Regions from separate parts of the Mus musculus genome. Here regions 1 and 2 are each linked to region 3. Evidence: chromatin loops called from intact Hi-C (ENCODE). Cell type or tissue: left cerebral cortex. All regions are shown on one strand. Each heading gives the region's core, and the rest is flanking DNA. Links, peaks and the distances in the headings are about the cores only.

Evidence for each region. A loop is a pair of places that touch in the nucleus more often than their neighbours do. Peaks named below come from ENCODE experiments on the same cell type or tissue, not always from the same donor. Only the 100,000 strongest peaks of a DNase experiment are listed, where the experiment ranks them.
Region 1: it touches region 3 in a loop (5-fold over the local background); 4 of 42 quality-filtered maps call a loop at or near these places.
Region 2: a loop joins it to region 3, with 12 times the contacts of the local background. A loop is called at or near these places in 3 of 42 quality-filtered maps.

What each region holds. Positions count from the first base shown.
Region 1 is chr11:52,596,088-52,606,790 of GRCm38, forward strand. All of the region lies in intron 1 of Gm30366 (a long non-coding RNA gene), which reads left to right. Among named protein-coding and RNA genes, the nearest start is that of Gm30366, 22 kb to the left of the region's middle. In left cerebral cortex, for the core only: no CTCF peak of the experiment used is centred there; a DNase peak (open chromatin) is centred at 6,337.
Region 2 is chr11:52,428,366-52,439,068 of GRCm38, forward strand. No RefSeq gene overlaps it. Among named protein-coding and RNA genes, the nearest start is that of 9530068E07Rik, 37 kb to the left of the region's middle. In left cerebral cortex, for the core only: a CTCF peak has its summit at 9,120; DNase peaks (open chromatin) are centred at 1,379, 3,415, 4,786, 5,160 and 3 more places; H3K27ac peaks cover 475 bases.
Region 3 is chr11:52,532,117-52,542,819 of GRCm38, forward strand. No RefSeq gene overlaps it. Among named protein-coding and RNA genes, the nearest start is that of Gm30366, 42 kb to the right of the region's middle. In left cerebral cortex, for the core only: no CTCF peak of the experiment used is centred there; DNase peaks (open chromatin) are centred at 2,679, 4,273, 4,898, 5,512 and 2 more places; H3K27ac peaks cover 2,841 bases.

The DNA of each region.
Region 1 (10,703 bases), core at 1,451-9,450, 64 kb after region 3:
CTGAATCTTACAAGGCTCTAGCCTCTTTCATACTGAGACCCAGCTCCCTCCCCAGTCACTCACCTCAGGCTGACACTATCTACTGGGACTTTGGCTCTTATTTGTGGAGGAGGTGAGGTCTGGGTACCTCTATTCAGCTTTACTGGAATGGATGTTGTTCTTTGGTCCATCTTTTCTTCTTTTGAAACAGAATCTTTCACTGGCCTGGAACTTGCCATGTAGGCTGATCTGGTTGGCCAGTGATCTCAAAGGGCTCTGCCTCCCAGCTCTGGGATTATAAGCCGGAGTCACCACATCTTCCTTTTGGTTTGGTTTGACTTTTAGTGTGGGCTCTGGTTCTTGTGTTTCAAAGGCAAATACTTGATGGACTAAGCCATCTCCCTAGCCCCTAGGAAGGTTTCTTAATGACCACATGGGTCAAGAGAGAGGAGAATGTGAGGTGACTCTGTGGGTTTGGCCTCAGGTGCCAGGATCGAAAGGCTGTAGCTGTGTAATGAGATGGGGTTGCTAAGAGCTGCTTTAGCCTTGGTGACTGTCCTAGTTAGCTTTCTATTGCTTTAATAAGCATGATTACCAAAAGCAACCAGGGGAGGAAAGGATTTATTTCAGGGAAGTCAGGGTAGGTGCTCAAGGCAAGAACCTGGAGGCAGGAACTGATGCAGACGCCATGAAAGGTGCTGCTTACTGGCCTGCTCCTCATGGCTTGCTCAGCCTGCTTTCTTATGTAACCCAGGATCACCAGCCCAGGGTGGCACTGCCTACAGTGGGCTGGGTAGTCCTCTCTCAATCATAAAGTAAGAAAATTCCCCACAGACTTGCTCACAGGACAATCTCATGGAGAAATTGAGACTCACTCTTTCCAAATAAATCTGGCTTGTGCTAAATTGACAAACATACAAAATAAAACAAAACAAAAAATGCAACAACAACCAAAAACAACCAAACCAAAACAATAGCAACAAAACAAAACCCAAACCACCACCACTGCTGCTGCCACCCCCCACCCCACCCCCACCCCCGCTAGTCAGCAAGCACAATGAGGCTTAGCTCCCCTTTGACACAAGGAGGGTAGGTAGCTTTCTTTGAAAGGAATTCTAGAGAAAGGTCCATGCTAGGGCTGTAAATTTAGAGGCTGTCTGCCTCTAAGTGATGCCAGTACCAGAAGATGAGATGAGACATCTGTCCTGGCTGGTTTTGTGTGTCAACTTGACACAAGCTGGAGTTATCACAGAGAAAGGAGCTTCAGGTGAGGAAATGCCTCCATGAGATCCAACTGTAAGGCATTTTCTCAATTAGTGATCAAGGAGCGAAGAGCCCATTATGGGTGGTGCCATCCCTGAGTTGGTAGTCCTGATTCTAAAAGAAAGCAGGCTGAACAAGTCAGAGGAAGCAAACCAGTAAGGAACATCCCTCCATGGCCTCTGCATCAGCTCCTGCTTCCTGATCTGCTTGAGTTCCAGTCCTGACTTCCTTTGGTGATGAACAGCAATGTGGAAGTGTAAGCTGACCCCAGTGGATACCTGTGACTTGCTGGCCGAACAGTCTAAGTGACATAGCAAACCTCAGCTTCAGTTAAAGTCTCAAAAAAAAATGTGGATGAATATTAATCCAGCAACATAGGTGCTCTGAAAACAACCAAAGACCTTTTAGGTCTGTGAGGTAGGGTCTGCCCAACTCTCAGGAGAAAAGCTATTTAAGAGCAGCACAGGAAGAATGAAGGCAATTCAGCTGTGTGGAGTTGAGTTTGGCTCAGTTTCGTCAGATGAGTGCAGTGCAGTGGAGTTTAGTCAGTTCTGTGCAGTTTAGAGTGCTTCCTTTATGCAGTTCCATGCAGGTCCCCAGAGGCAGTTCTACCTGGATAGTTTTACAGAAACAGATTGCAGGTAAAGACAGAAAGAGCCAGAGAAGGAGAAGGAGCCAGAAGATTAGAAGAAATTGCCAGAATTAGTTTGTGTCCAAGCAGAACATTTCAGTGAGAAGCCAAGAGAATCCAGTTTGAATCAGTCATCCTGGAGAGGAGTTTGAGGCAGAACGGCTGAGTTAACCCAGCCAGCCAGAGCTCAGAAAGAGCTAGAAAGGGTGAGCTTATGCGGCAGTAAGCCTCAGAGATGACAATGACATATGGTGAATAAAATTTACTTTTACAAAAAAAAAAAAAAGTAGAGGGTTATAAAAGAAGTGGTTTGACATTGGCCTCCCTTGCATGGGTAAACTCTTTTGCACAAGCACGTATATGTACACCATGTGCTTCCAGGTGCCATACCTCCATGTAAAACACACACACACACAGCACATTAAAAAATCCTCAGGATATCATTAGAACATTCCTTGGCGTGTGTTATGAGGGTATTTCCTGAGGTCATTGGATACTGGGGTCCTGACCCAATGCGTGGATGAATCCCTTGATGGACGATAGGATGTGGTGAACTGTAAGGAGCAGGATCTCTCCGGGGGAAGGAGGTCCCTGAGGTGGGTTCCAGGACTGTCTTATCCCCACTCCTTCCCCCTTTCTCCCTTCTCTGCTTTCTAGTTGCCATGATGAGGAGCAATCTAGTCAGCTCCATTTTCCCCACCATGAGCCCAAATAAACAAGTTCAAGTTTTGAAATGTTCTCAGACTTGCCAAAGTAACTAGTGCAGACATCTAAAAGGTGTGGCCATGATCTGATAAGAGGCATGCTTTTATGAAAAGATACCCCAGGACCCCTCCCACCAGCACACACACACACACAGAGACACAGACACAGATACACACACACACACACACACACACACACGCACAGACACACACACACAGACACACACACACAGACACACACAGAGACATACACACCATGCCTGTGTGTATTACAAGGGTGAGTTTGGGAGAGAGGGACATCAGGTAGTACCTTAATCTTGAACTATAACCTTGCCGAAGTATGAGAAAAGACATGTCTTAGATTTAAGGCACGCAGCCTGTGCTATATTGTTCTGACAGCTCTGGCTAGCTGTGGTACCAGTCTTCTTAACAGCTGCTTTTTTTTTTTTTTTTTTTTTTTTTTTTTTTTTTTTTTTTTTTCTAAAAATGTGTTCTGCCAAGTTGCAGGTCCCTGCATTTTGGTAATTGGTCCCTCAAGGGGACTTCTGCCTTTCCCTCTCTAAACAATTCAATAGATTTGAATGGACCAGAAGAGCCATTGAACAATTATCTAGTGATTAGCTTCCGTGCAGAGTCCAGAGAGGATCGCTGGGAGAAAATTGGTAAATTCCTTTCATTCTTAATAAAACCCAACATTATGTTGCTAATGCCTGATATTAAGAGTTCAAAGTCATCTCTATACCATTGATCTTCAAAGGAAGAGAGTTCCTAATTTATTTGACAGGCCTGAAAATATGTGAGTTGTTGCTCCCTTCGGCTGGGGGCTTTAGGATACTCAAAGGATTTGTGAGGCTCCCAACTCTTGTCATTGCTGGTTCCTGATTCCCTTTGAATCAACAGGTTCAGTTGTAGCGCTCATTTCTCCTGAGCACCCCGAGAAGCCAGGACCTCTTCTGCGGGGTCTGAAACCTTTATTTTCATCTCTAGTCTGGCAAACAGCATGCTTTGATACAGTTTCATAGTGCTTGTATTGACGGGGAGACAGAGACGGTACCTAGCAACAGTCAGACTGTTAAAGGAGTGGATGTGTTCTGGAGGCGGTAATGTTTTCTCTCCCCTTCCTGAGAGAAACCCTCTCTCAATAAAAATGAATCGTCAACCGCTCTTGAAGCCCTATAAATTGATTTCGGCTCTGTCCATTTCAGGTGGCTTCAGTGTGAGAGACCCATATAAATCTCTTTCAGTCAGGGAGTGTTTAAAATGGCAAACTTCAGAGTAAAGGTTTAACAAAAACCATAAATAAAACTTCAGAAGTAATGGAAGTGTTTATAAGCATCTGTGGAATTCCACACAAGAACAATGAGCCTGCTTCCAGTGCCAAGAGATTGACTGAGGGGGTTGTATTTGCTGAGGGAGAGAGCATCCATCTTGATTTGGTCTTGGCTCAGGGATGGCTGAGCTTGGAGAAGCCACAGAGCTGTGATTAGTGCTGTGTGGCTGGGTCCCTGGAGAGAGAGAGAGTTCATCACGGTTGGGCAATGGCTGGTGCCAGAGCACTGGGCCTTGCCAAGGAACAGGACCCTGGGCTCTGTACCTCACTGCATGAATTTGAACTTCACCACTTCTGTTTCCTAATTCTGGGAACTTGAGCAAAGAATGTACCTTCTCAAGCCTTAGTTTTCTTACCTGTAAAATGGGAGCATTCCAGAAGTCCCTAGCTCTTGGGTGGAGACTTCACAGGATAGTGCCTGGGAACTGCTAGCTTAGTGCCTGGCCCTTCATCTCTCTATGTGGCAGCTGCTAACCTTTCACCATTGTCTTTGTCACCACCTGATGGGGCCAAATGGTGCTCCATAGCTGAGCTTTGCAAGTCTCTACTCCCCTCATCTCCCTCTTTCTTCCTCTAGGTGGTCAGTCCCCCTTGCTGTCTGTCCTTAGTTCATTTTCTAAACTTAAGGCTAGGTTTTCTCAGCCTCTGCCCTAGACTTCCATCCCTGCCTGGAACCTGTCTTGCTTCCACAGAGCACAGCTTAGTTTATGTCCCCAAACACAGCTTGGGTAGCAAATCCTTTGGTGGACTTTATAATCGGACATAGATCATTACCGATGGGACTCGGGCTTTACATAATATTTTAGGAGGTAGATAAATTAGATCATGAAAAGTGCATAAGGGACATCAATTATGCAGGAACCAGAAGAATTGTTATAAAGTGATCTGGCCTCAGTCTTTGCCCATGAAACATTTAACTGAGGCCATTAAAATAGAAAACATCTCTTGCTTGCTCCGTATGTCAGGAGGAGTGGGCTGGCCCAGATGCAGGCCTTGCCCTAGGGATGCTGGAAAGTACATGATGGCCTGCTTTTGCTGTGACACCTGAAAAGGGTCTCCTGGGTAGTGTAGGAAACTGGGACTGGGCTGGTTTGAGTAAAGAAGGATCTGGAGGCTCCGGGAGTGTGTGTGACCTGCTGGAGATCTAGGTGGTGGTTGCTTCTCTGGCTCCTGTGACCTAGGGTAGAAAGATGCATGTCTGAACAGTGTGGGAAGAGGGTCAGAGGTTGATGACGACCCCAGGGTTCTCAGGAACCACCCGAAGTGTCATGTTTGCCCTGTGTCCTCCATAGCAGCAGTGGAGTCTGACTCCGGTGCACTTCTGCTGGTCCTGGCAGATCTACCTGACCTTGAGGCTGCCAGTGACCATGGGCCTGTGAGAGAAGGCGTGTGTCATTGTGACCTTTTGGATAAACTGTCCATGCTGCCTTTCTCCACTAGGCTTCTATGATCACAGCTGATCCTAGCCTTGGCCCAAGCTACACTATCTGCCCCTTCTGCCCACCACGATTCTACCATCCTCTTACGGCCCTATGACCATGCCTTTGCCTTAGTTGTTGTTGTTGCTGTTGTTGTTATTCCCTTGCTGTGATCAAATGCCCTTACAAAGGGCAACTTGATGACGAAAGGGTTTATTTTGGCTGGTAATTCAAGGTACGGTCCCTTACCGCAAGAAGGCATGTCTGCTCAGTTTTTTCTTTTTATGTAGTCAAGACCTAAGCCCAAGTCTCCCATCTCAATTAACCTAATCAAGATAATGTTCCTAGGCATGCCCAGAGACTAACCTCATCAGACAGCTTCTTACAGGTGTGCTGAGAGGTTTGTCTCGTAGGTGATTCTAGACCCTGCCAAGTTGACAATCAGCATTAATCATCACAGTCTTGTCCTGGTCCCGGTGGTGTATTACTGTTGTATTACTGGGAGGTGTGTGGGGGTGGGGGTGGGGGTGGGGGTGGGGAGGGCCTTGCCCCTCCTCGCTATAAGCATGAGCTGGGCACATTGGTAACACCTCTGAACCTTTTGGGGGTGGCTAAGGAAGTGTATCTTAACAAGCATTCCTAAGCTCTCTTTCCCTGTGGCACATCACCCCTTGGCTTATCTGGCACTTTTTCAGGACCTGCTCTCTTGGCTTTCAGCCTTGGTTCCCACAGTGGCACCGCTACAGACAGCCACAGAAAGAGACAGAAAGGAGTACCAGTCACTGCAGGACACACAGTCCCGGCAGCATGCCCTCAGTGGGAGAGCCCGGCATGGATTCTGAGATTGCCTGTGTCACTGGAGCTGAAAGTTTTACAGGGGGAGGCGGAGCAGGTGGTGGATGCAAGGGGCAGGTCTGTCCCTTCTGCAGTGAGAATATGTTCCTCGCGGATAGGGTTGTGATGGTCCCCTCTAGCCCTCTTCCTCCGGAACGTCTGTCTTTCCTCCCCCAGAGTCACCGCTTCGGATGGGTCTTACTCAATTCTGCCAGGCTGAGGGAACAAAAGCGTCTGCTGCGTGAAAGTTGCAGGCGTGGGGTTTGGCGAGATAATATCCCCGTTCTGTTGTGTGACTTGGGAGGAGTTTCCTATACTCGGAGTAGGGAAGCCATCTCACGCTGTGTGCAGAAGTGTGTTCTCTGACTAGCATGCTTCAAAGCATTCCACGTTCTCACCTGGGTAGAGATGTGGGCCTGGAGCCTTCAGTCCCACCTGGCCTTTTATAGGTTGGAGTTTAGGAGCAAGGACTTGGTGTTCCTGCCCCCACTCTTCTGTTCACGCATGCATCCCTAAAATAAACTCAGTAGGTGGACAGGTTAGTCATAAATACAAGCAAGTCACCTTTTCAAATGCTAAAGCCCATTTCTCACCAGGGCATGCCCTCCTCACCTACGTTTAATCCTTTACTGTTGCATCCCTGACATGCCTACTCAAGGCAATAGCTGGCATTTAGGCAGAGTGGCTCATGGTGCAAATCCCTGGGCTCTGAGTGCACCAACCCTGCCCCTGAATCTACTCTCCAAAGATAACAGAGTTGAGCATCATCTGGCATGCTACACAGTGTGCACGAGGTCACAGAGCTAGCGCAGGGGGGAGGAGTGCTTGAACACAAGCAATCTGGTTACAGAATAGAGAACTAAGGTTCAAACTATAGCATTCTAGACGTTTCTAAATCACTTCTCAGAATTTACTGGGCATGTCCAAACCGTGCCCATGCATTGGCTCCGATACGCAGGAATGCTGCCTAACATAAAATTGTAAACTTAACATTCTAAGATTTCCCCCCCTCCACCCCCCAGTGCAATTGCTTAGTTCTTGAGTGTAAACTTTGTAGCTGAAAACACTCCTTTGTGTTTTCAAGAGTTTGGCTATACTTAAAACCTCCTAATGTTTTGGGTGTGATGTTTGTGGTAGGGGTCTAGTGAATGACATTGAAAAGCCATGATTAAAGGCTGTGCTTCAGGGAGTCAGTAGGGGAGGTGCCTGATTGGACTCTCCCAGCAGAGGAAGAGAATGGAAAGAGCTCCTTGCCCCCCCTTTTTCCCATAGAGAAAGATCAGGGCTCAATTCACCTTTGCTGTGGCCCCTTTGATTGTCTTCATGATTGGGCAAAGGAAGCCTTCAGGAAATCTGCCCTTGTGAAACAAGGCCTGAGGCGTGTGGGTCGCTCGCTGCTACCTGTCTGCTGTTGTGTTTGACACAGCTGCTGCTCTCTGCTATTCCACGTTTTGGGTTGTGTATACTATGGCTGTGTCACAGTTCACTTGGCAGAGTGCTCCACTGGGGTATCTTCTTATCTAAGATCTCAGAGCTAGCCCATATGCTTGTCCCTGGTCTCTCACAGGGGGCTGAAGAGGTAGAGATCAATGGTGGCTCTGTGGGCTACTTCTGGCCATTTGGTGTAGCTGGAGGTAACATTGAAAATTAGGGGGCACAGTGGTGTGTGCCAGCAATCCTATCACTCAGGCAACTGAGGTGGGAGGGTGGTGAGTTCAAGGCCAGACTGGATTACATGGCTGGACATTGTCTCCAACCAAACCAGATCAAACCAGAAAGAAAAAGAATCAAAGCCGCTTCTTGCTTCCTGCCCCGTGATTGCAGAAGGCTGGGTGGGAGGTGACTGCTGGCAAGGGCTGCATTTTCCATGAGGGAAGAAAGGGGCAGATGAGGAGGCGGTGGTGGCCTGGGACCCATTTTAATCAATAGCAGCAGACGTACCAGGGTGAACTGTCAGTCAATGTGCTGAATATACTGGGTGTCAAATTTAAATGAATGTTGCTCAACTACCAGTGAAACTCAAAATTTCCCTTTAAGTTTGTTGGCACTCACATTTCTCCTTCGGAATGGCCCACCCCTTAGCCCATTTCCCCTAGCTGATACTGAGCCTTTTCCAGCACAGGGCTGCGTGCATCCGAATCAGCCATTTCCCGCTGCATTGGTGGGTCATGGTTTTGGCTGTGTTTACTCCTGTTTGGGATGAACCCAGCTGAGCTTTTCAGAGACCACTATGAAAATTCAAGGAAAATGTTCTGTCCTGTCCTTAATCAAATTTCTTGTATTATGAATAGTTATTAAATATTTTATGTGAGCTTTGTAATTACTGATTAAAGCTAATATCAATAGCCTCAGATAATCAGTGTGTAATGCTAATTAGAAGGTAGCGAGTAAACCCCAATGACTTGTCTGCAGTTTCCGAATTGATGTAATTGTAGCCTGCTGGGCTGGGAGGTGGGAAGGCTGGGTGGATGAATATCTGTGCATGCATTTGTATGTATGTATGTATGTATGTATGTATGTATGTATGTATGTATGCATGTGTTCCTATCTGTGATGAACTGAGGCAGAAGAAACTCAATGTGACAGGGATCACTGTGCTGTCTCAGGGGTCCTCTGGGTGAGCTGAATCCCCCACTCAGCCTCATGGGGACCTGTACCACATCCTTCCATCCTCCAGAAGGTAGTAACTGGGGTAGTGAGGTTTCAGAGTCAATGGAGGGAGCTCTCCAGCCTAAGAGGTGGGATAGCTATCAGTGCTGAGTGCCTGTCCCTCCACTCCAATTCCCCTTCCAACACACAGGCACACGGGCACACACATGAGTGCCCACACACACTTACACACAGATCACAGATCAGATCACACACACACACACACACACACACACAGATCACAGATCACAGATCACAGACACGTATCCTACTGCAGTGAGAAATTGTACTCCATCAAGAAGTCAGGGTAGGGTCCTGACCCTGAGGGCTTTCACTTCTCCACAACAGCCAAAGACATCCTTGGAAAACCACAGAAGCTGGCTGGCAGCTCACGTTAGCCCCCCTACAATCCCCCTCCCCTCCTCACAGTCTCCTTTTAAACTCCTAAGCAAGAGCCAGGAAAGTGACAACCCACTCTTGGGGCCCCTCTTGTTGAGCAGGAACTCTGGTAACTCTTGACCCCACTTTACCTTTGCACTACTTTGAGGCAGTCTCCTTTCTCCATCACTTGGTAAAATTCTTTTGCTTTCTGACTTCCCCATTGTAGTGTCAGATCTTGAGTCCTGAATTCAGTGCTGGCTTCTGACCCCTCCAGGGTCTTTTGCCCAAATTCCATTCAATCAGGGAGAACTCAGTATTGCTTAACACTTAATGTTGTATTATATCTTTTCCACTAAAAACAAAACAAAAACGATATGTGGTAATTGTGCATAGAAGACTCGGTAGGATGATTTAGTATGTCTATAACGTGTAAAGATCCAGGAGAGCAATTGGTGTCTTCTTTGTAGGGATGACTTCTTTGCATTGAAGTTTCAACCTCTTCTCTGCTAGGATTTAATAAACTCTATGATAAGTTATGACAAAGGGCCTTGAACTTATCCCTCCTGTGGTAATTACATTTTGGTATCTGTCTTCTGCACCTCCCCAACTCCCCCACCCCAGAACTTCAAGCTCCCCACCCCCAGCCTCTATGTGTGTTACAATTTGACTGTGACACTTCCCCCACAGGCTCATATGTGTGTACTGTTGGTCCCCAGGCCGTGCTGGTGTTTTGGGGGAGTTGTGGGAAACTTTAGACATGTGACCTAGATGGCAGATATAAGGTCAAGAGGTGGGCTTTCCGGATGCTAGGCCACGCTGGTTCTAGCCTGAGCTCTCTGCTTCCCAACTGTTGATATTACTACCTAGCTACCTCACGGCCCTGATGCTATCCTTTCCCGCCATGACGGACTATGTGCCCCGAGCCATGAGCTAGAATAAAACCTTTCCTCCTTCAGTTGCCTCTGTCTGGTTTTGTGTCACAGCAATAAGAAAAGTAAGCAGTTGCTCCTCTTCCTACCCCCCAGTGGATATTACTCTGCCCTTTGCTGTATGGAACCAGTTTTTTGTGGACTCTTTCTTTCTGGCGTTTTTGGGGCTGAACAGCTACTGAACTTACCCACAGAAAAGGCCCTACCTTGACCCAGGTTGGTAAAAGGCTTTGAGTGTGAGACAAAAAGAAGGCTGAGGGACGGTGGCTATGCTGAGTTAGGGACAGTGTAAAACAGGGTACCGTGGCTGACGGCTAAGAACCAAGTCCTATGAAGTCTTTCAGAGGCTTCAGAGAACAGAGAGGAAGGGAACAGGCACTCACAGCTCATAGAGCCTTCTGGTCTGACTAGTCAGGACAAGTCCTGTTGTCTCTGAGCAGGGCTGAGGTAACATTAGGTGGACAGTAGCCATTGCTGCTTTCCCCACTGAGTGGAAGGGGAGGTAGGCTCAGGCTCTCCAACTGCATGCAGATAGACCTCTTGGTTGTCCTGTGCTAAGCCTGGTCTCCCTCCATTTTTATCTGG
Region 2 (10,703 bases), core at 1,213-9,212, 100 kb before region 3:
CTCACCAGCTTCCAATAATTGCTCTTTAACAGTTGATTCAGCTTTTTTGCTCCAACTGCTAAAGAGTTGACTTACTTATTTTATGTTCCTTTTTTTTTTCTTTCTGAGCCAGGGTTTTTCTGTGTAGCCCTGACTGTCTTGGAACTCACTCTGTAGACCAGGCTGGCCTCCAATTCATAAGATCCACCTGCCTCTGCCTCCCAAGGGCTGGGATTAAAGGCATGCCCCACTCCCTTTAACATTTTTTAACCTTGATTTTCATTCTATGGTGTTTTACCTGCATACGTGTCTGTTCTCCATGTTCACACAGTTCCTGTGGAGGCCAGAGGAAGGTTTGGATGCCCTGGGGTTGGAGTTACAGACAGTTGCGAGTCTTCCTCTGGGTGCTGGAAACTGAACCCAGGTCCTCTGGAAGAGCAAACAGTGCTCTTAACCACTAGGCCATCTCTCCAGCTGTTTGTCTGTCTGTTTGTTTCTAATTTGATTTCTAATTGTGATCAAAGATACAAACTGCCTTCTTGAGGGTTTTGAGGTATGCCGTGCTGTAAGCGCGACCACACTCTAAAGCTCTGACTTATGCTGGACTTTATATATTTATTTTTTAAATTTTTTTAATTATGTATTTTCCTCAATTGCATTTCCAATGCTATCCCAAAAGTCCCCCACCCCCTCCCCCCCCCACTCCCCTACCCACCCATTCCCATTTTTTGGCCCTGGCGTTCCCCTGTACTGGGGCATATAAAGTTTGCCTGACCAATGGGCCTCTCTTTCCAGTGATGGCCGACTAGGCCATCTTTTGATACATATGCAGCTAGAGTCAAGAGCTCTGGGGTACTGGTTAGTTCATAATGTTGTTCCACTGATAGGGTTGCAGATCTCTTTAGCTCCTTGGATACTTTCTCTAGCTCCTCCATTGGGGGCCCTGTGATCCATCCAATAGTTGACTGTGAGCATCCACTGGACTTTAAATGTGCTCTTCCTTATAGCCGTGGGGATCCCAGCATTGGATAAGAGTCACGGCTTTTGGACATGAGTATGAGAGAGAGGGGAGGCCGTCTAGTTGGGTTGTGGGTCTGAGACTTCAGCCAGATGGAGACAGGAAAACATGAGGACCAGAGGGCTGGGAACAGAGGTGATTGGGGGCAGCTGAGTTCAGGGAGGATGGGAGGGACCGGCAGCCAGAGCAGAGCCCAGAGAGAACGATGTCCCCTGGCTCCCAGGGGGCTGTGGTCAGGACAGCGCATGTGTCCCAAGCATGCCCACTTTGGTCATCCCACTGCCTCTGTCTGACCTCAACCAAGCTCCACCCTCCAGCAGCTGTGATTGCAGGGAATTCTGCCCGCTCAGCTCCTCCACAGTCTATGGGTGAGAAGCAGTGTTTTATAAATAACCCCGGGTGAAAACCACCTTAAACACAGCACACACACACACACACACACACACACACACACCCCGGAGCAGAAACACCCAGAGGCAAGGTGTATCGTGCCGGGTGTGACAGTGTGGGTGTGACAGCGTGGCTGGCAGGTGCCAGGCATGGGGAGAGGATGTCCCTTTGTCACTGAGAGCCCCTTCAGCCATACTGAGCTCCCAGCCCTCACTGTGACTCCCTGGCTCCTTGTCCTGACTGGCTTCTTAGAGGTCACTGAAGAGGGAGGGCATGACTGCTGTGTGTGTGTGGGGGGGGGGTCTCGGGGAACCAGCATCTAGGGTCAGACCTGTGCTCCTGCACACAGGTTCCCCACCACTGACTGAGCCCCAAGAAGTGGGCACACCTCAGTCCTGGGAGCCTGAGTCCTGCCTGTTTCCTTTTCACTGTTTCCACACTCTGGTCTCAGCAACCTTCTTCTGAAACTGTGGTCACAGTAATTGTAATCATCATTACCACCACCATCTCCTCCTCTCCCTCCTCCTCCTCCTCCTCCTCCTCCTCTTCCTCTTCCTCCTCTTCCTCCTCCTCCTTGTTCTTTCTTCTTTTTTGATGCAGAAGCTCCTGTAGTCCAGGCTGACCTGGAACTCCCTGTGTAGAAGATGTCCTTGTACTCCTGATCTTCCTGTCTCTACCTCCTCCAGTCTCTACCTTTTAAGCACTATGCCACCACACCCAGTTTATGTGGTACTTGGGATTGGACTCAGGGCTTCCTGCATGCTGGGCAGTCACTTTACCAACTGAACTACATCCCCAGTCACAAAGAAGCTTTCTTTGGTGAACCCAGTGGCATCCTTTGCCCACCTAGAATAACCCCTGTCTCCTTTCACTGGCTCCTCTTTCCATCCTTCAAGTCCCAACTTCATCTCTGCAGATGGGACTTAGCTGCTCTCCTGGGAGGAGCTTAGGATCCCACCATGCACTGCCAACCCTCCATTTCACTCTAGTATCTCTGGTTCTGAAGTCAGTATAGCTCCATAGGAATTCAGTGAGTCTAATGTCCCACATCTTTATAAGCTCCCCAGAGATTGCTGTCCCGTGTCCCCAGCACGGAACACAGCTTGGCACACAGTAGGTGTGCAACGAGTGAGGGAAGAAAATCTAACAAAGCATACCCTTTCCTAGAACCAGAAACACACATCCTACAACTGCAACCCTTTCCCACCTTCTAGAAACATCTGGCAACTGGATCCAGCCGAAGGCAGAGAGAAGCCAGCTGAGAGACTGTGCCATGGTGCACTGAGGTCAGAGCTGCGATGCTTGGAGCTCTGGTCTTTCCCAGGCAGGAGTAGGAAGGCAGAAGGACGGTGGCAGTGCCACACTTTCATCTCATCAGCTGCCCAAGTGGGCTGCAGGCATCAGAAGATAGTCCCAGGTTACTATAGTGGAGGGGTGAGACCTCCCCACTTAAGGGCAGTGTGGTCCTTTCAGGTTCTAGGAGGGATGCTGGAGGCCCTAACTGGTGTCAGGAGATACATCCCTGGAAAGGGATGCATTTGCCTGAGCATCCCTGAGCCTTTCTTAAGGAGTCCAGGTTTTGCGTTAAAGTAATAACTACGCAATTCAGGTCGCAACCAGAGTGCTAGAACATTGGCTCCCAGGGGACACGCTACCGAGCCCGAGGGGACGGGTGTGTCTACCTGGGGTCACTAAGAGTGCCATAGGCTTCCAGGGCTAGGATGCCTGTGTGTGGGAGCCCAGGGCTGGGTGAGAAGGAGAAAAAAGGAGGAGATTAGGGTGGGAGATAGGAGGAGGGAGAGCAGGCAGGGAGAAGGAAGGGAACGGAAGGAGGAAGAGAGAGACACCTTGGTCTTGGGGACAGGTCTCTCTTAGAAGAACCCTTGAGACACAGGGCTCGACACAGCTCGGCCTGGCAGCCACTGGCAGGGAGCCCTCTGGCGTGAGCACCATGCTGACAATCACCTCTCTGAGTGCAGACTGTGGGCCTGATTCCAAGTGGGAGGGGTGGTTTAATGTTAAAAGCAGCAATTTGTTAAGTGCTAGCATTGAAAGCATGGGTGGGATTTATAGTCCCATCTGTGGCAAGCCTTTGTTCTAAGAGGCTTAACAAAGTGGCAGTGGTCCAGGCCTCTTGGCCAAAGGTCCCACTGAGAGGGGCTTTGTGCTGGTCGGTTTATGTCAACTGAACACAAACTACCCGGGGAGAAGGATCCTTAATTGAAGATTTGTCTTCATCAGATTGGCCAGAGGGCATGTCTGTGAGGCATTTTCTCGATGAGTGATTAATGTCGGAGGGTCCAGTCCATTTTGCCTCCCCTGGGTTGTGCTAAGAAAGCAGGCTGAGCAAGCCTCAGGGGGAGCAAGCCAGTAAGCAGCATCCCTCCATGGTCTCTGTCCAGTTCCTGCCTCCAGGTTCCTGCCTTGAGTTCCTGCCCTGGCTTTCTTAGATAATGGACTGAACGTATAAGCTAAGCTAAACAGAACCCTTTTCTCCTCCAGTTGCTTTGCTCACGGTGCCCAGGACAGCAGTAGAAAGGCACACTGTGCCAGCCTCTCTCAAGGACACAGCCCTGAACGGTTTCTGGGTTCTCTGGCTCCAGCCTAGTTGCACACACCTGCACTTGCTGGGTGTGTCAGCTCACTGGTGCTGTGCAGGTCCTCCAGCCCCTCAGCCCATCCCTGCACGGGGCACCCGGGTAATATTGGTTAGGAAACAATGACCAGAAAACTTCCACACCTGATCAATACCAGTTGCACTTACTTCTTCCTGGATATTTTCTACCTTCTGTTGGTCGAAATCTCCAAATGCAAAACCAATGAGAGAGCTGACTGTATCCGCCGTAGATGTCTCGCCGATTGCCTTTTCTGTCACGGCCACGGAACATTCCACTGCTTCAATCTGTTTGTATGTAACCATTTCTCTACTTTAGGTCGTTTGGGTTTTTTCCAGTTTTCTTCCCTGTTAGGAGTAATGTTGCAGAAAATATCTGTGTATATCAATCTTTATACACATGTCTCTCTGTCTCTCTGTCCCTGTGTATCTTTGTGTCTGTCTGTCTGTCTGTCTCTGTATACACTATGTGCGTGAGTGTGTGCACATGGATGCTATGGTCATCTATGATCATTCTGAAGCATACTGACAAGTTAGTCTGGCTGCCCCTCAAGCCTGAAAGCCTCCTGCCTCCACCTCCCCAAGGGCTTGGATTGTAACTGTGTGCTGTGTACCTGGCTTTTAAAATGTGTGTTCTGGGGTTTTAAAGCCCACATTCTCTTGACCCAGTCACCCAAAGCTAGAGTCAGACACCTATCTACAGTTCTACAGTTCCCTCCCATTCAGTGGGATGCTGAACACATTACCTATAGCTCTCATCCAAATCTGCTCACAGCCCCTGTCAGGTGACACCATTCCTGCCCATGGATGGAACAGGGGCGAACACACAGAGGCTAATTAATTGCTTAAGATTTTGGAGTCTACAAATGTCAATGCTGGAACTTAGAAACAAAATAAACAAACAGCCCAGCACAGTGTGAGATAAACAAGGCCATCTGGAGTGGGCTGACTCTATGTCTTGGGTGGGAGGGTGGGGCTTTGTTCCCATAGCTCACTCTTTCTTTTTGGACTTCTTCATACACGCCATCTTTTGGGTGGGTGTTCTGAACGCTTCCAATTCAGGACTGTTGCACCTAACACTTCCTCTGCGTGTGTTTAGCTCCTGTCCACCTCCACCTGCTACATCTGCAGTGGTGAGAAGAGAAATTCAAAATGTCATTGGAACCAGGGACAGAGCATCTTCTGGAGGAGGGGCTTGCTGTGACTCACAGCTGGGCTTTAAGCCACTGGAATGTTTCTCCTGGCAAGAGATTGCTGTAGCATCGGAACGTTTTGAGCCGCAGGCCTTGCTCGAGTAGCCCCAGAAAAGAGCCTGTGTCATGTGGTCTACTTTGGAGGGTTCTTGTCCCAGTTAGGGTTTCTATTATGTAGTGAAACACCATCACCATGCCCAAAAAAAAAAAAAAAAAAAAAAAAAAAAAAAAAAAAGAAATGAAAAGAAAACAAATCTTGGGGAAGAAAGGGTTTATTTGGCTTACACTTCCACATCACTGGTCATCATCAAAGGACATCAGGCAGGAACTCAAATAGGGCAGGGACCTAGAGGCAGGAGCTGATGGAGAGGCCATGGGGGTGTGTGTACTGCTAACTGGCTTGCTCCCCATGGCTTGCTCAGCCTGCTTTCTTACAGAACCGGGAACATCCAGCCCAGGGATGGCCCCACCCACAAGGGGCTGGCCCCTTCCATCAAATCACTAATTAAGAAAATGCCCTACAGGCTTACCTATGTGGAAATCTTACGAAGGCATTTTCTCAACTGAGGCTCCCTCTTTGATGGCTCTAGCTTGTGTCTAGCCAGCATAGTTCTCATTGTCTCCCAGAGGAGCAGAGATGCCATGAGGAGTCTGGCATGTGGGAGGGTCAAATCCTGTCACCACAGTAATTTGGCTCTTGGCAGTTCCAGCAGCTGGTGAAGTTTCTGTCCATCTTTCCAGATGTTCTCCCTCCTGCTAAAGCTGAGAGATCGATGAAGGAGGGGCAGAGTGAACTGCAATGCTGAGAAGCGTCTCAGGGTAAGAGGTGCTGTGAGTTGGTGATGTCACTGTGAAAGAGAAAGGCCCAATTCCTAATGCTTTAGACTGTGACCTTGTTAGAGATAGGGTCTTGGCTACTGCAGTTCATTAAAACAAAGTGGGGCTGGATGAGGGTCAACCTGCATCAGTGACCACGTCATGGGAAGGTCATGGCAAATGGGGGTAGCTGGGAGTTGTAGTTTGAATGTGAAATGTCCCCCATATGTTTAAATACTTGGTCCCCAGTTGGTGGTGCTGTCCTGAAAGGTTGTGGAACCTTCAGCAGGTGGAGGAAGAGAGTCACTGGGGGTGGACCTTGGCGTTTTATAAACTGGACTCAATTCTTGTTTACTCCTTGCCTCCTGATGGAAGAGATTATTACTACTACGCCCATGAAAGACTGTGGGCTAAAATAAACCCTTCCTCCCATAGGTTGTTTCTTGGTAGGTGTTTATTTGGTTACAGCAATGAGAATAGTAGCTAATGCAGGAGTGTCTGAGCTGAGGGTTGCTGGTTGTACCAGTAGCTAGGTGGCAGGGGAGGATGGCTGGCCATATTGGAAGCGAGGTGTCAGAGGAAGATGGTCCTTACTGGAAGCTGGGTGGTGAGTGACAACGGACTCCATCTGGGATTTTATTGGCATCTTGACTTGGGACTTAGCATCCAGATTCCAGTTGATTAAAGCCTCCTAGTTTCTGGGCACTAATACAGGGTAAGTGGTGCTTGGCCCGAGCTGAGACACCAGACTCCCATCCTTGGAGGATGGGGATGCGGTCTCAGGGATGAAGGAAGTGTTAGAGTTTTCTACCCAAAACTTAGAGTGCAAAATAACGATTGAATGCCTGACTCTAAGTAGGCAGGCACCCCAGGCAGTCTTGCTGGGTGGTCCTCCAGTTCTTCATATCTGTAGCTTGCATAGGTCCCCGGGCTCAGCTGGAATTTGAGGGTCTTTGTATGTCCAAACCTGAGAATATAAAGTGACTTTCATTAAATTACCTTAAAAAGATCTTTACTGGAATTTCAAGTCCATCGATTGGTACGAGGGTCTCTATATCACTCTCTGCTAGTCCTTGTATTTCTATTTTAATCAGAAAGCAAAATTAATCTGAGAGCTGTTGAGTCTGGGAATCCCCAGTTCCCACACCCTTGGCTTTCTCCTTCCCTCCTGAAGTGAATTTGAAGCCACGAACTGTGGGCAAAGGGGAGCGAGCCTCCGTTATTTGTGATCCCGGGCTGGGTCATGGTGATCCGGAGCTGTCACCAGCATGGCCTCCTCTGGTGTAGGACATAGTTGATGGGGACCTTGTCCTTCCTCAAGCTACAGTGCAAGTGACCTGCCTATGACTCAAAGCTGTTGTGTTCCCTCTTCTCATCTGTCATTCAAACATCCCTCACTCCTCTCTGGAGTGGAGACCTTGGTGTTGACATCCATGTGTTTACTTGTGTGTGTGTGCTCAGAATGTCTTTGGATCATAAGCTCCAGGAGGACAGAAGTTCTGTCCCTTATATCCACAACATAGCCCCTCCCCCCAGACATGCCTAGGTCAGGGTGAGAGGCACAAAATACTGATCAAATCAATAAGCCAGAAAAAAAAAAAAAAGGTTGTTGCTTTAAGGAGACACAGGCTGACGGTGTGGAGGAAGACAGTGAAGCTTTTTTTTCACTTGAAAGAAAAAATAATCCAGCCGTACGTGGGGGCTCACAGCATTTGGGAGAGTGAGGCTGGATCATCGAGAGTTAGAGGCTGCAGAAGCGGGCTCTTTTTAAAAATCCAAAACTATTTAATTTTTTGTTAGCATATTTATTTGTGTGTGTGAGAGAGAGTTTGTGAGTGTGTGTGAGTGTATGTGAGTGAGTGTGTGTGAATTTGTGAGTGTGTGCGAGTGTGTGTGTGAGTTTGTGAGTGTGTGTGCACACACATCCGTGGCACAGTACATATATGGTGGTCAAGAACACCTTGCCGGAGTTGGTTCTTTCCGATCCAGTGCATTTGGGAATCGAACTCAGATCTTTAGTCTTGGTGGCAAGCTCCCATACCTGCTGAGCCATCTTACTGATCTCCACTGACTTCCTTGTGTCCTTTATTGTCTTTTAATTTAAGATCTTCAAAGCCAGCCTCCCCCTCTTTATCCTGGTATTAACCTTCCCACAGTGGATAACTTGGATGTCATGGTTTCTTCCTTTCAGCAAAAGCCCCATGTCGGTCACCATTCCCAGCCCATGATATTAAGGAGGGGAGGACCTGGTTGGAAACCAGAGAGTAACAGCATGAGCTCCGGCCATAGTCTGTCTGGACTCCGGTTCTTCATGGTTTTGGGAAGGCTGTTTGGGACTGTTAATCATCACTGTCAGCCTGACTGGAGTTTGAATCACCTTTGGAAACACTCTTTTGGCTTCTTCTCTGAGTATTTCTAGAAAGGTTTAGACGAAGAGGGAAGACACCCTGAATGTCACTGGCACCTTCTCCAGAGCTTGGATCATGATCTGAATAAAAAGAACCGGTTGAGCTGGGCTCCAGCGTTCATCCCTGTTTCCTTCACGAGGGCACAGTGTGACTGGCTGCCTCCCATCCTTGTTGCTGTGCTTCTCTCCAGGAACTGCACTCAGACAGAGTAGACCTTTCCTTCCTTAAGCTGCTTTTGCCAGGTGTCTTGTTACAAACAGAAACCATGAGTAAATTACTAATACAGCCCCACACGGGAGGTAGAGACAGGCGGGATCGCAGTGAGTTTGAGGCCAGGCTGGTCTGCATAGAGCGTTCCAGGCTAGTCAGGGTTACATAGTGAGACCCTATCATAAGCAAACTAATCCACCCACCCACAAAACACAGCTCCCTAGGCGACAGGTGCTGAGGGAGCACGCTGAGGAGGGAGCTGACTCCTGTAGCCATGGAACTTCTCCAGGAGCCCATTGGAGCAGCGGCAGATCTTTAGGTTCCCGCCCACGTTCCCGCCCACAGCTCCCAAGGCCTGACTGCTTTACCTTCTCCCTGCAGGTTCACCCCACACTTGTTTGATGCTTCTCCAAAGAGCTCCGTCTGCTTCCCTCACCACTCCTGACAGGTGGCTAACACAGCTCTCAGGGACGCCTCCAAACACCAGGCGGCACCTTCCACAGAACTGAGTAGGCTTTTGTGTCTCCCAGTCCTTATTTGCTACAGTCGCAGACATTTGTATGGAAGCAGAATCTATGTCTATAAAGAGCTCATCTGCATGGGCTGCCTTGTAAGCAGGCGCTGGGGGACAATCTGCTTGGCCCTGGCACCCACTCACGTGGCTCTGTGGCTCCCCACACACGGCCCCTCCAGCCTTTGGGCATCTTCCAGCTGGGATTTATGGCCCAAGTGGGTCTCCTTGGGTAACAGAACATCTGCATCAACATTGTACCACTGTGCTTTGTTGCCAAGCATATATCCAGACCTGAGCCGGCCCTCCCTAGTCTGTGAGTTTGTATGGTGATATTCTTGGGGGGCAGGGAGATCTTGTTGGCTGGCGACTATAGACAGGCTAACAGAAATATAGATGAGCCCGGCGGCAAAGGACATCAAGAGAGAGGGCCAAAACCTGAGTGTGGCATAAATGTAAACGCTTCGTGGCCCATCTCCTACGTCATACAGTTATCAAGTACTCTCCTTTGCATCTGGTGTTTCCAGGAGGCTGCAGCACACTGAATGCCGTGCAGAGTCCAGTGCTGACTTCTGGCCTCTTTACATGGCGATAGTGGGAAGATTAGCTGAGCTCATGAGGATTGTACCCTCGGGCCAGGGACAGTGCTCTCTAAGAGGAGAAACCAGAGCCCCCCCCCCCCCTCAAAGGTGAGAGGAAATGGCATGTGGCTTCCTGCAAGCCCGGAAAACCTCTTAAGAGCTGCCTTGTTGGCACTGTGACCCTAGGCTTGCAGCTTACAGGACGGTGAGAAATCAAGCTTTTGTTGAAACCCTTGGTCTGGTGCTTTGCTATGTATGACAGTCTGAGCTGACCAAGGTAGTGGGAAGCTCTGTGTCCCAAGGACCCTGCTGTGCACCAGTGGGCAGTGGGCAGGAGATTCTAAAGAAGGCCATTCTGGGAAGGGACACCCAGATGGCTTCCATCCTGAAGATGGGGGCTCTCTATGTCATGTGGTTCAGAGCAGACTTGCTTTGGAACTCCCTCTTCATCTTTATAGAAGGTGGTGTCCCAGGTGCAGACTAGATCCTGGCATGGCCACATCAGCAAGTGACAAGTGAACACTGTGGGTTGGAGACTGCACTTTGACAGGCACGGTCTAAGTGCTGGGAAATGGTGTGAACCAACTGGCCATCCCCAGGGAATCCACATCCTAGTGGAAGAAGGAAGACAGTGACCACGCAAAGGTGAAGTGACTGGGCCCATGAGGTGGCTTAGTGAGTAAAGGTGCTGGCAGCCAGGCCTGTGACCTGAGTCCGTTCCCTGGGGATCCACATGGTGGAAGGAGAGAACTGAATTCTGCAAATTGTCCTCTGACTCCTCCATCCCCACCAAGAAAAAAAAAAGTGTCAAAATTTATAAAAATCAATTGAGCAAAAGGTAAGGTATATTAGAAAGTTATGAATATGTATTAATTTTTCTCATTACTGTGACCAAATACCTGACTCAGGTGGAAGGGTTTACAGTTATTCTGGTTTACACTTCAGGGGAAGTAGAGTCCATCGTGTGGCAAGACACGGGGCAG
Region 3 (10,703 bases), core at 1,217-9,216:
TATGGTTCAGGACCCCTGCCTAGAGAATGATGCTGCCTACCACAGTGGGCTGAGGTCTTATCCCATCAATAAATTTGATTAAGACACTCTTTCACAGGCTACCTCCGTGGATACTGATCCTCACTGAGACTTTCTCTCTTCTAGGTGGCTAAATGGTGAATTGGTTCAAGTGTCCTCAGTGCTCTGACTCTCTGTAGTCCAGGGACTTGGCCAGGAAACTTGGGGGGGGGGTCCCTAGCCCTTAACCCAACTGTTAGATCTGGTTCTCCAAGCAGCCAGAGTCTTCCCAGGCAGAGCTCACAATGTCAGTGTCCTGTCTTAGAGGATCAGAAATCTCATGTTAATTACCCGGATCACGCCTAGCCTAGTCTGGGTGCCATCTGAGGAAGCATTGATCCTCTCTTGGTTCCTCCTCTTCTCCATCTTCCACTCAGGGGTCTGAGTGTCAGATGCCAACACCCCAAGAAAGCCTTGGAAACAGATGGTCCTGCAAGTCCAAAGCTTCTTGGGAAATTTGTAATGGAGGGGTAGCAGGGATGGAGAGCCCGGGCTGGCACTTGCAATGTGTAATTGTTTTATTAAAGTTTAAAATTTAATAAAATGAGAGCCATGAGGGGGAGGTTCCAGCTCCACGTGCATTATTCTGCTTCCTGCTGAGGAAGCAAGGTGTGTGTCCAGGCAGGCTTCCTGTCCTCTGGATGTCAAAAATAGAAGCCTTGGTGGCAGTTGATGGCTTGTGGGCGCATTCCGTGGCAGCCTCTGTAATGGGTACAACTAAATGGGGTATTCCCTTTCCTCTCTCTCCCCGCCATGTTCTCTTACTTACACACCCCCTTCCGGTAGTGCAAGAAGTCCCCCCCCCCTTCCCCTGACTCAGGCCAGGGGATCAAAGATAGCCTGACTACATGAAACATCTCCTTCCTTCTGTGAACCCTAAGGAGGGACCTTCCACTCTGCCTCATGGGTCTGAGTTGCCCCAAGCCCTGGTCATGTCTGTCTATGGCATTAATAACCATGCTAATAAATCTTCTACCCAAAAGGACAACCTGCGTCAGTGTCCCCCAGAACCTCGAGCCTGAACCTTCTATAACAATAGTCTGTCCTAGAGTCTGTGGTTCACCCTGCCTCACTTATATGGCTATATCGCAATAGTGTGTCCTTGAGCCAGTCAGTGAGGGTGAAGGGTAGAACGCCTCAATACTTACACAGCAAAGAAAGGGACTGCAGAGTCTTCCCAGCTGGCCCTGGCCTCACTTGTGTAGGATGGTGGTCACAGGAGAGCTAGCTGCCTTTCCTAGGTTCTAGCCAGGTAGTGCCTGAGGCTCTCAGCATGGGCCAAGTGTTCAGTGAACACAGGTAAGAAGTCACTTTATATTATAGGCTAAATGTTGAGCGTGAAGTCCCTGCCGCCAGGGAGCCTGCAAGTAGGGAGGTGAGTGAATGTGGGTTCATGGCTACATGACATACTTGGAGACACGCCAAGTGCTGAGAGCCTCGGGTAGCCCCAGGGAGGTTGCTAAAAGGAGCACATTTTAAAAATTAGGTCTGTTGCCATAGCTCCGGGTGGGTCAAAAGCACTTGCTGACAAGCCTGACAGCCTGGGTTTGATCCCTCTATCCACATGATGGAACCCCAGCACTTGGGAGGCAGAGGCAGGTGGATTTTTTTAGTTTAAGGCCAGCCTGGTCTACAGAGTGAGTTCCAGGACAGCCAGGGCTATACAGAGAAACCCTGCCTTGAAAAACAACACAATAAAACACAACAAAACAAAACAAAACAAAAAATCCAAACAAACAGAAAAAGAAATAGTAAAAAGGAGGCCATGACTGCTCCCAGGTACGGTACAGGTTTACTGTAGACATGAGAAAGAGCAGAGGCAGAGGCTCTGAAAGGGTCCAGACTGAACATGTGAAGGAAGGAGGGAGGGGATGGGGAGAGGAGAAAGGGAGAGAGAAACCTGGAGCAGTGGACAAGAGGCCAAAAGGTGATAAAAGGTCAAAGGGCCAAGTCACCAACATGTCTGAGTTAGATAGGAATCAGAGAAGCTGTGGGAAGGGAAAACTCAACTCAGCCCCTGGGCTGAGAAGTTAGGGTAGGGAGTTGGGTATGCCAGCCAGAAGGATCCTATATAAGGGGTGGGGACTGAGGGATTTTGGGAAACCTTCAACCAGAGTCCACTTTGATATGTTAATAAGCACCTTCGTTAGCTCTTTGTCCTGTGTTTGAGAACAGATTTCTACAAGTTGTCCTCTGACTTCCTCATACCCACCCCCTGTAGGAACACAATAGGCAAAAACCTAATAAAAATCTGAATAAAGTGTGTGGATTTTAGGTTTGCACATGCCCCCCCACCCCCACCCCCGCCCCGGGTCTTTTAAAGTGGTAACTTCAGTTTCTCTGCAAAAGGGCAGGTTGGAAAACGTAGCACAGAAAAGGTCCATGGGGTTATCTTTATGTTGATGATTAAAGGCTTAGAACAAAAGGCTAGCTAACACTCTAACCAGCCCTAAGTCCAAAGATGTGATGACGACAATGATGACGATGATGATGATGACTGCGACAACGACCTCGCTGCTGCCGCTGCTGCCAATAGCCAATGCTAACGTTGAAAATGAGTCATTACGGGCAGCAGAGTGCGTGTCTCCAGGTTTAATCTCCCGCACTCCAGACAACAGGTGTAGGCTGGAAAGAGAACTGGTGAGCATGCGCACTGGCCCTCTCACTAGGCTGGCTCTGGGATCCCCCCCCCCCCCCCCATCATGTTCATTCCAGCTCACACCCCGGCTTCATCTGAGACAGCCCGGCTCTTCCAAAGCAGCTGGATCAGTACATTTTTTAAAAATCAGAGAAATGATTACAGTTTGTCCCAGATTTCTGGAGCTGAGAGAGTAGTGAGACATTTGCATGAAGGCCTCGGAGGGTCTGGAGTTCTCGCCCGTCATTTATAGCCTTCCTTTTAATCGCTATTTATTTTTAAATATCTATCTAATGTATAATACACACTGAGGCGTTGGAGGCCATCGCCTTCCTTTTTCAGCCGTGTACCTAAAATCCCATTTACAGAGGACAAATAGCTCTTGGGTAAAGAGTCTTCAAAGCAGCAGTTAGCAGCTCTGCCTTCATGGATGGTGCCTATCTGGGGTCGGGGCACTGTGGCGAGATTATTTTAATTCCATTAGAACTCTCGGGGGCGGAGGGGGGGGGGCTGTCTGTCAGGGAGGCAGTTGCTGTTTTTTGCTGGCTTCTCTTCCCTGAGAAGGCTGTATAAGTTTCTTGGGGTGTTTGGGGAGGGGGGAGGGGAAACATGGTACCTGCAAGGGTCTGTTTACACTCCTGGTCCTCAGTAAGGCTGGAGGGACCTGCCAGTCTTCTCTTTGAACTTCAAAGGCTTGCTCCATCAGCGGGTCTTTCCTGTGGCGACTCAGAAGGGTGTTGGCTGAGTTTGTGTCTGTGGGTATGAGTGCCCTGGGCCATGTGGATTTAAGAAGGCAGCTCAAATATTCTGTAAACCAGACCGTATAGACCCAAACTGTGTCTGATTCCCTGGTCATACACAGATGCCAGGTCACACCCCAGTTTGGTGGCGTGGCAAACCCTGCCAAGGGAAAGGGAGGAAAAGAGTGCTTTGGTCTGGAGAAGAGGGACACCCGCTTCAGTTAAGGGAGGGGTTCCAAAAGGAGGTGATGCCTAGTTTGAACACTGCTGGACAACGAGCAGGTGGGGACCTTTCTCCTGCATGGGGCACGGGTTTGTCTCATGCAGGCTTGGCACTTTGAGAAGAAATGTTGTGGGGTCGGGACATGGCCAGACCCGAGCATCTCAGAAGACTGGCATCTGGCTCCAGAGTCCAGCTGGCATGTTGAGGTAGTTTGGGACAGGAGCTGGAGAAAGCGTGTTTCTTGTCCTCAGACACTTGGACCAGTTAAGGGAGAACATGGAGTGGGGAAAATGGCTGTCATATCTCCCAGAGAGCTTGGCTGAGAGGTGCTGCTTGCTGGGAGGGAAAGCAATGAATTATTTTACTAACTGCAACAGCCAAGAAATGTTAGCGAAGAACCCATATCCAGGGTGATGTGGGGACAAGGCTCCCCAAATGGCCTCTCTTACTGAACCCCCACCCACTCTGGGATCATGGGCAGATGGGCCTTGATATCAGATTCTCCTATGTAGGGTACAAGGGCCCAGGGGTTCCTTTTTCTTTGTTGAACATGGACGAGGCTCTTTTCAGGACTTGAAGTCTACATATTCCTGCTGTGGTGAGGGTGTGGGTGTGGGTATGAGGATGGGGGAAGGGGCTGGGAGGTGCCAAGTGCCTGAGGCATCTTCTTCAGGAACAAGAAGGCAGGCAGGGTGTGAGGAGACTAACTCAGTGCTCTGTGGTATCCTTGAGAGTGGCAAAGCTTCTTGGCCTTATGGCTGGAGGGCTTTGGATCCTAGATAGGAGGTTTTCTAGCCTCTCAAGGAGCTGCATCCTGGGGCTGGAGAGGGCGCTCCCTGGAGGCTGGACCAGCTTAGTGCCCGGTTAGTGTCCCAAGGAGGAGCCAGGGATGGTAGAGGCTCACCTGGTATCTGGAGGGATAGTGGCCTAACAAGAGAAGCAGCTACTAGGAAGCTTGGGCCCTGGGCAGCACTTCCTACACACACACACTTTCTCCTTCTCATCCTCATTATCCATGTCCTCCTCTTCCTCTCCCGTTTTGTGCTCCGCTGTGACATCTGTAAAGTGGGTAGCTAAGATTAGCTGTGCCATTCACAGGATACTCAGCGAATACTCTGTCCCCACCCGCTCCTATGATTCTTGGTGTTCCCTTCCCCAACTCTCTCCAGGGTCTCTGGGACCCAGCGAGTGAGCAAGCGGCCAGAAGGGAACACCCACCAGGACCCACCTTTCTAGTGACTCAGCTTTGGAATTCGTCACAGAAAAGTCAGAGCAAAAGATGTGAAGAGGAACTGAGTGGGGGCGGGGGAGCTCAGAATAGCTCCACCGACAGCTTGGGATGGGTGGGCAGCACTAATTTTATCTGCCTGCAGTTCCTCGAGTCACACTGTCAGCAAAGTGCCCTTCCCAGATGGCTTAGGGTAGCTCGGAGGGGGAGCCCGCTATCAGTAGGCTCCGAGTGAAATGGAGACCCTTTTGTGTGAGCCCTGAGGTGGGTATGCGCTCCCACCCCTGCAAGGCTTAGCATTACTGCTGTGAGTCCATTTCTGTTTTGCTGAAGTCTGTTACTAAGTCCTACACTCCCACACTAGTCTTCCTCAGATTGAGGGTCTGATGTTAAACAGGCATTACTATCTCCATCTTGAAGGCAGAAGTGAGGGCCTGTGTTTGACTAACTCCTTAGGTGGTACCATTGGGGAGATTGCGGGACCCTTAGGAGGTGGAACACACACACACACACACACACACACACACACACACACACACACACGCTTCTGGCCACGAATGCCACCATGTCTTGCTAATGAGGTGAACTGAATCCCTTCAAACATTGAGCTATCAAGAAGTTTTCTTTCTTTCAGGCGGTTCTTGTCAGAGATTTGGTGACAGCAATGAGACACCTCCAGTTTCTGTGCTCCAGTGTTTGTGGCTTCCAGTGTTTATAGTCTCCAGTGTCTGTGGTCTCCAGTGTCTGTGGCCTCCAGTGTCTGTGGTCTCCAATGTCTGTGGCCTCCAGTGTCTGTGGTCTATAATGTTCTGAAGTAGAGAATCCAGGAAGCTACAGAACTGTGAGATAGCTCACATGGGCGACTTCAAATTGTTGGCTTTGCAGTCGCTTGTTACTTGCACTAGACATTGACTACAGTGTGGGTCATAGCTATCAGCTTATATGATATTTGGGTGTGTGGCAGCTGTGAACTGCAGGGGCCATGGTCAGGATGTGATTTGCCTTGTGGCTGTGGTGACTCAGCTCCCTGTGGCCTTGTGGCACATCCCCCATAGAGCCTCTGAGAGTCACATGACAGCTCACTTTTTTATGTCTAGCACAGCCACGTTTTATTGTTGAATTAGCAGGAATAACAGCAGCATTTTAGTGGCTGATTGGGACCCGTATATTAGCAACTGTATTAATAAGCTCCTGGTGACAGGAGACCAGGAGAGTGAGAAAATGAGACACTGTATTTATCCCCAGTGCAAAATCCTTTTTATTATTAAAGACACTGTGTTAACTGAGGATAGATTTAAGGCCTGCTGGTAATTTTATTGAATAATCAGCAGCTCAGGGTCCCCACAGCAGCCTGAGCCTGAAACCCCTCATCTGGGGTTCCTGGAAAAGCCATAGAGCTGTATGTAGCACTTGCTTGGAATCCCTCCCATAAGCCACCCTCCCTGTTGGCGAATCCTGTGCAGGCGTCAGCGTGAGCCCTTGTTCACCTAGGACAGAGGGGAGGTAAGACCAGTGCGAGTCCTGGGGTATCTGAAGATAGAACTTGTGGAACCACCGTTAAAATAGTGTGGTGATGACTTGGGGCTCTGTCACAGGTGTGTCTAACCCATAGCCCCTGGACTGCAGGTGCCAGGGATGGCTGTGAATGCAGCCAACACAGAGCCATTAACTTAGGGGTGTGTGTGTGTGTGTGTGTGTGTGTGTGTGTGTGTGTATCAGAGTGACCTCTGGCATTGCTTTCTACCTTAATATTTTGGAGGTAGAATCTCTCTCCAATCCTGGCTAAGTTGGCTATTGAGCCCCAGAGACTCGCTGGCCTCTGTGAGCTGGTGTTAAAAAATCATGCTACCCTGCCTGGTCTTTTACATGAATTCTGGGATCCAAACTCAGGTTCTTATGTTTGTGTAGCAAGTGCTTTATCTTGGACCCATTATGAGATTTTTTTTTTTTTTTGCTTTTTTTTTTTTTTTTTGTAACTTTGTTGTGTCTCTAGTGTGAACTTTGTAGATGGCAACATGGTGTCACAATGTCAGAAAATTGAACATCCCTACAGGTACTTTGTTTCTCTGAGGGGGGCTACATATGTAGAGGATCCTTATACCCCAGCAAAAGCCAGCCTAGGTACTTTACCTGTGCTTGGTCTTATCCAGGGCTTAGATGACTCTGTACCCAAGGTTCCCAGCTTTGGAGAGGGATGGTTGCACCTGGCATTGGCTGGATGAGCCCTGGAGAAAAAGGTACCTGGATGGGAGGGGCCCCTAAGTGCAAGGCCCTTGGATGATGGAGTTTTCATTGGCTTTCTGAGTAAAGTGTGTTGTCTGTCAAGGGGACAGATCCGAGCAAGCTGACGGTCCTCTGGATAATTTAGAGGCTAGATTGTGGGACAGGAGGGAGGGCTGAGGCCGTATGTTTGTAGCTCAGAAATAGAATAGTTGCCTGCCATGCACAGGACCCTAGATTCGATCTCTTAGCACCATAACAAACCAAACAGGGAAAGAATCCAGGACGGCTGGCAGCCAGTAGTGCAAGCCAGGCCCACTTCTCCAGACCAGAGTAGACCACATGAACAGCTCCTTACACTGTTTCCACGAGGGCCCACGCAGCATCCTATGTAGCCCCGTCTCTCTCTAGTCTCTAGGCATAGACTCAGGGATGATCTCTTCGCACCTCTAGCTCCCTCTCAGCAGATAAAACATTCTGGGAAGAGAGGAGCTCCTGGGGCACAGGGAAGGAAGGGAAAGAATGTGGGCTTTGGAGTCATGCCGGCCACATGATATCCATCTTAGATATGTGATTGACATCTGTAAGCCATCCTGCCCTCAGCTGTTAGTGATGACTACTGTGTCTAATTCACAAGGTATTAAGGACCAAATGAGAATGAATGAATTAATGCACATAAAAGGTTTTCATCTCTAGCATATAGGGGACACTTAGTATAGGGCACACTATTAATTTTAGAAAGAGCTGACTCTCATAAACACTTCCTGGCAACAAGGAGGTCAGTTTTTGACTTGCTCTTTCTACAAGTATTGGGTGCTGTATGTTGGCAGTACGATGTAGGTGCTCAATCAATGCTCATTGAATGAACAGCCTAGGAATCTATACATTTACAGGTGGTGGGTCTGGTGGAGAGGGTTTCTGGCTTTCTTTACAACACTTAATCTCATTCAGCTGCCTGGTGCCAAGCCCTGGAGACTGTAGCCAGGGAGAGATCCCTTTGTTGTGGCAGGGAGTTTTATATCCAAGGACACAGTTTGCATTTCTTAGCTTCCTGTGGGCACTAGAAGGCCCTCTTTCCTTTCTCTCTCCCATGTTCTTCCTTTCTCAGGTGTTGTGATTTGAATGAGAATGTCCACTCCCCCAACCCCACTCCCCCACCCACCCCATCCCCCCACCCCCATCCCTGCTCATGCATTTGATCACTTACTCCCTAGTTGGAGGTGCTTAGTCCCTTCTGGAGGTTTAGGAGGTTGGTGATCCCATGCAGAAAGAGGCACAAGCGACTTTTTTAGGAGTCCAGTTCCTTACCTCCACAATGGGATCTCTATTTCCAGGGTCTGTGGAACACTTGTGGCTTGGCAGCCTCCCAGAGAGCCATCTTAAGTCAGTAAAATAAGAGTTGGCCCTTCCTGCTGTCTTTGGTATTGAAGCTACCATGGTATGGCTGCCTGGTCCTGGGGGTACATGGAGGACACATCAAGGCTCAGCAGTTGGCAGCCTTTGTGGGGGGGGGGGAGCTAAGAATGTCATCTTAATAGATTAATTGATGGACGATTATCAAGAATCTGGAGCCCTGAGTGGCTCAGCCATTCTGGGGCTGAATGCTGGGAAAATCTGGGTGATTCTTTATTGCCTCTATTTTTTATTATCAGCAAAACTTTAATTACAGCTCTCAGTAAACCTACTACCTTCTGCCAGCATTTACAAGGCAATAAATTTCCCTTTCTCTCCTTTCACAATCCGAACCCGCAATTGGGCAGTGCGTATGCATGGGAAGATATTGATTCCCCCAAAGAAATTATAACGGCATTTGTTCTCAAGTAAACACATGGAGAGGCTATTATAACACAGGGAAGAGTCGATTGTCTTTGCTTTATTAAACAACACAACGCTCAATGGGGAAGCCCATCTACATTATCAGGCGATTGGTAGAACAGACAGGCAGCGTGGCCCACAGTGAAGCTTTGAGTGGGAGGCGAGAGGGGAGGCTTTGTCTCTCTCCCTGTTTCTCACTCCCTCTTTAGATCACCTGGCTCCTCCCATCGATCCCCCTGCACTCCTGTAACCCCAGAGGGGCATTGATCTTGGCTTTCAGTGAGGGGGTGGGCAGCCCAGTGCAAGCTGGCAGACAAGTAGCATACTCAAGGCCTGCCAACTGGCTAATGGTCCCATGGGTATTAGCAGACAGTAAACACAGAGCCTCTTAAAAAACTTCCCGTTGTGTTACTGGCAGGTAGAGAAGGTTGATGCATCCATCAGTCTAATTTGGAAAATGGACCGTGGCCCAGCATTGCTTTGGAAGACTCAGGAATACACCCTGCTCAGCCAGAGAGGGTGGTGGGCCAGTGACCGAGCTCCCAGAAGGCGACTTGAAGCAGGACATTTTATGGTGCACAACTCAGCCTGGAATCCCACAAGAGCTATGACGAGAGCGAGCGAAAGTTTGAGGATATCTGTGCGGTGCTAGAGCGCTCCATACATCTTTCACAGAGTGGGGACTGGTACCCAGTTAAGAGGAAGACAACTGGCTGGGGTTACTTCCCATGGTGAAATAAAACTAAATAAAACATGAAACAAAACTAAATAAAGTTCTCTGTAGTAGAACTTTCAGGATCTTTATGATCATATGAAGTATGAATCAGGAAGAAGAGAAAATCCTATGTAAAATTTTCAGTAAATTAAATCTGTAAGGCTTAGGTTTCTGTAGTGAGGGTGGGTTATAGAAGTCAGGGGACAACTTGCTGGAGTCGGCTCTCTCCTGCCTTGTGGGTCCTAGAGTCAAGCTTAGATGGGGAGGCTCGGGGGGCAAGCACCCTTACCTGCTGAGCCATCCCACAATAGAAATTCATGTCTCCTAGGACCAAAGAATTAACAGATTCTACACTGTGAATGAAAGAAAGCCAGACTATAGTGAGAAATGGATTTCTCTTGCCTACTGGAACCAGCTGCTGAGTGAGTCTGGGGAGAAGCATAGTAGGTTCTTTTCAAATTGCTGGGGCAAAATTCCTGACAAAAACAACTTAGGGAAGGAAGCGTTTGCTTTGGGTCACTGCAGAGGGTGGTCTATCACCCCGGGTGTGACAGTGAGGCTGAGGTGTCAGGAGCCTGGGGCAGCTCGAGTGACAGCATCCACAGGCGAGGAAGCAAAGGAAGCCGGCCAAACACCAGTGCTCAGCTTAGAAACAAACACCAATGAAAGAGAGGAACACAGATCAGGAGGAGCAGCAAGACAGAGGGCCAGAGATAAGGACATCATTTCACCATCCTAAGTGGGTCAAGGTCCCAGGATAGCAAGTCCAAACACTAACACCTGGTGGGAAGAGGAGGAGGGAGGGAGTTCTAGGGAAGAAATGTGCCACTCAAGAAGTGGGGGAGGAGGGACACATTTAGTTAAGGTCTACCCATTATACAGATAGGAATGTGTCACTACCAGAATTCTTCCTATGTCCAGAGCCTAGCAACCTGAAGTCTGGAAACTTCCCTGGGGAAGTTAGAATGGTATCTGTCATTCTCCTGGAACCCAGGCATCTAGAGAGTGTGTTATAAGGTTGGAGACTCACAGATAGGATGTTGGGTAGGGGGTGGCATGGGGTGGCG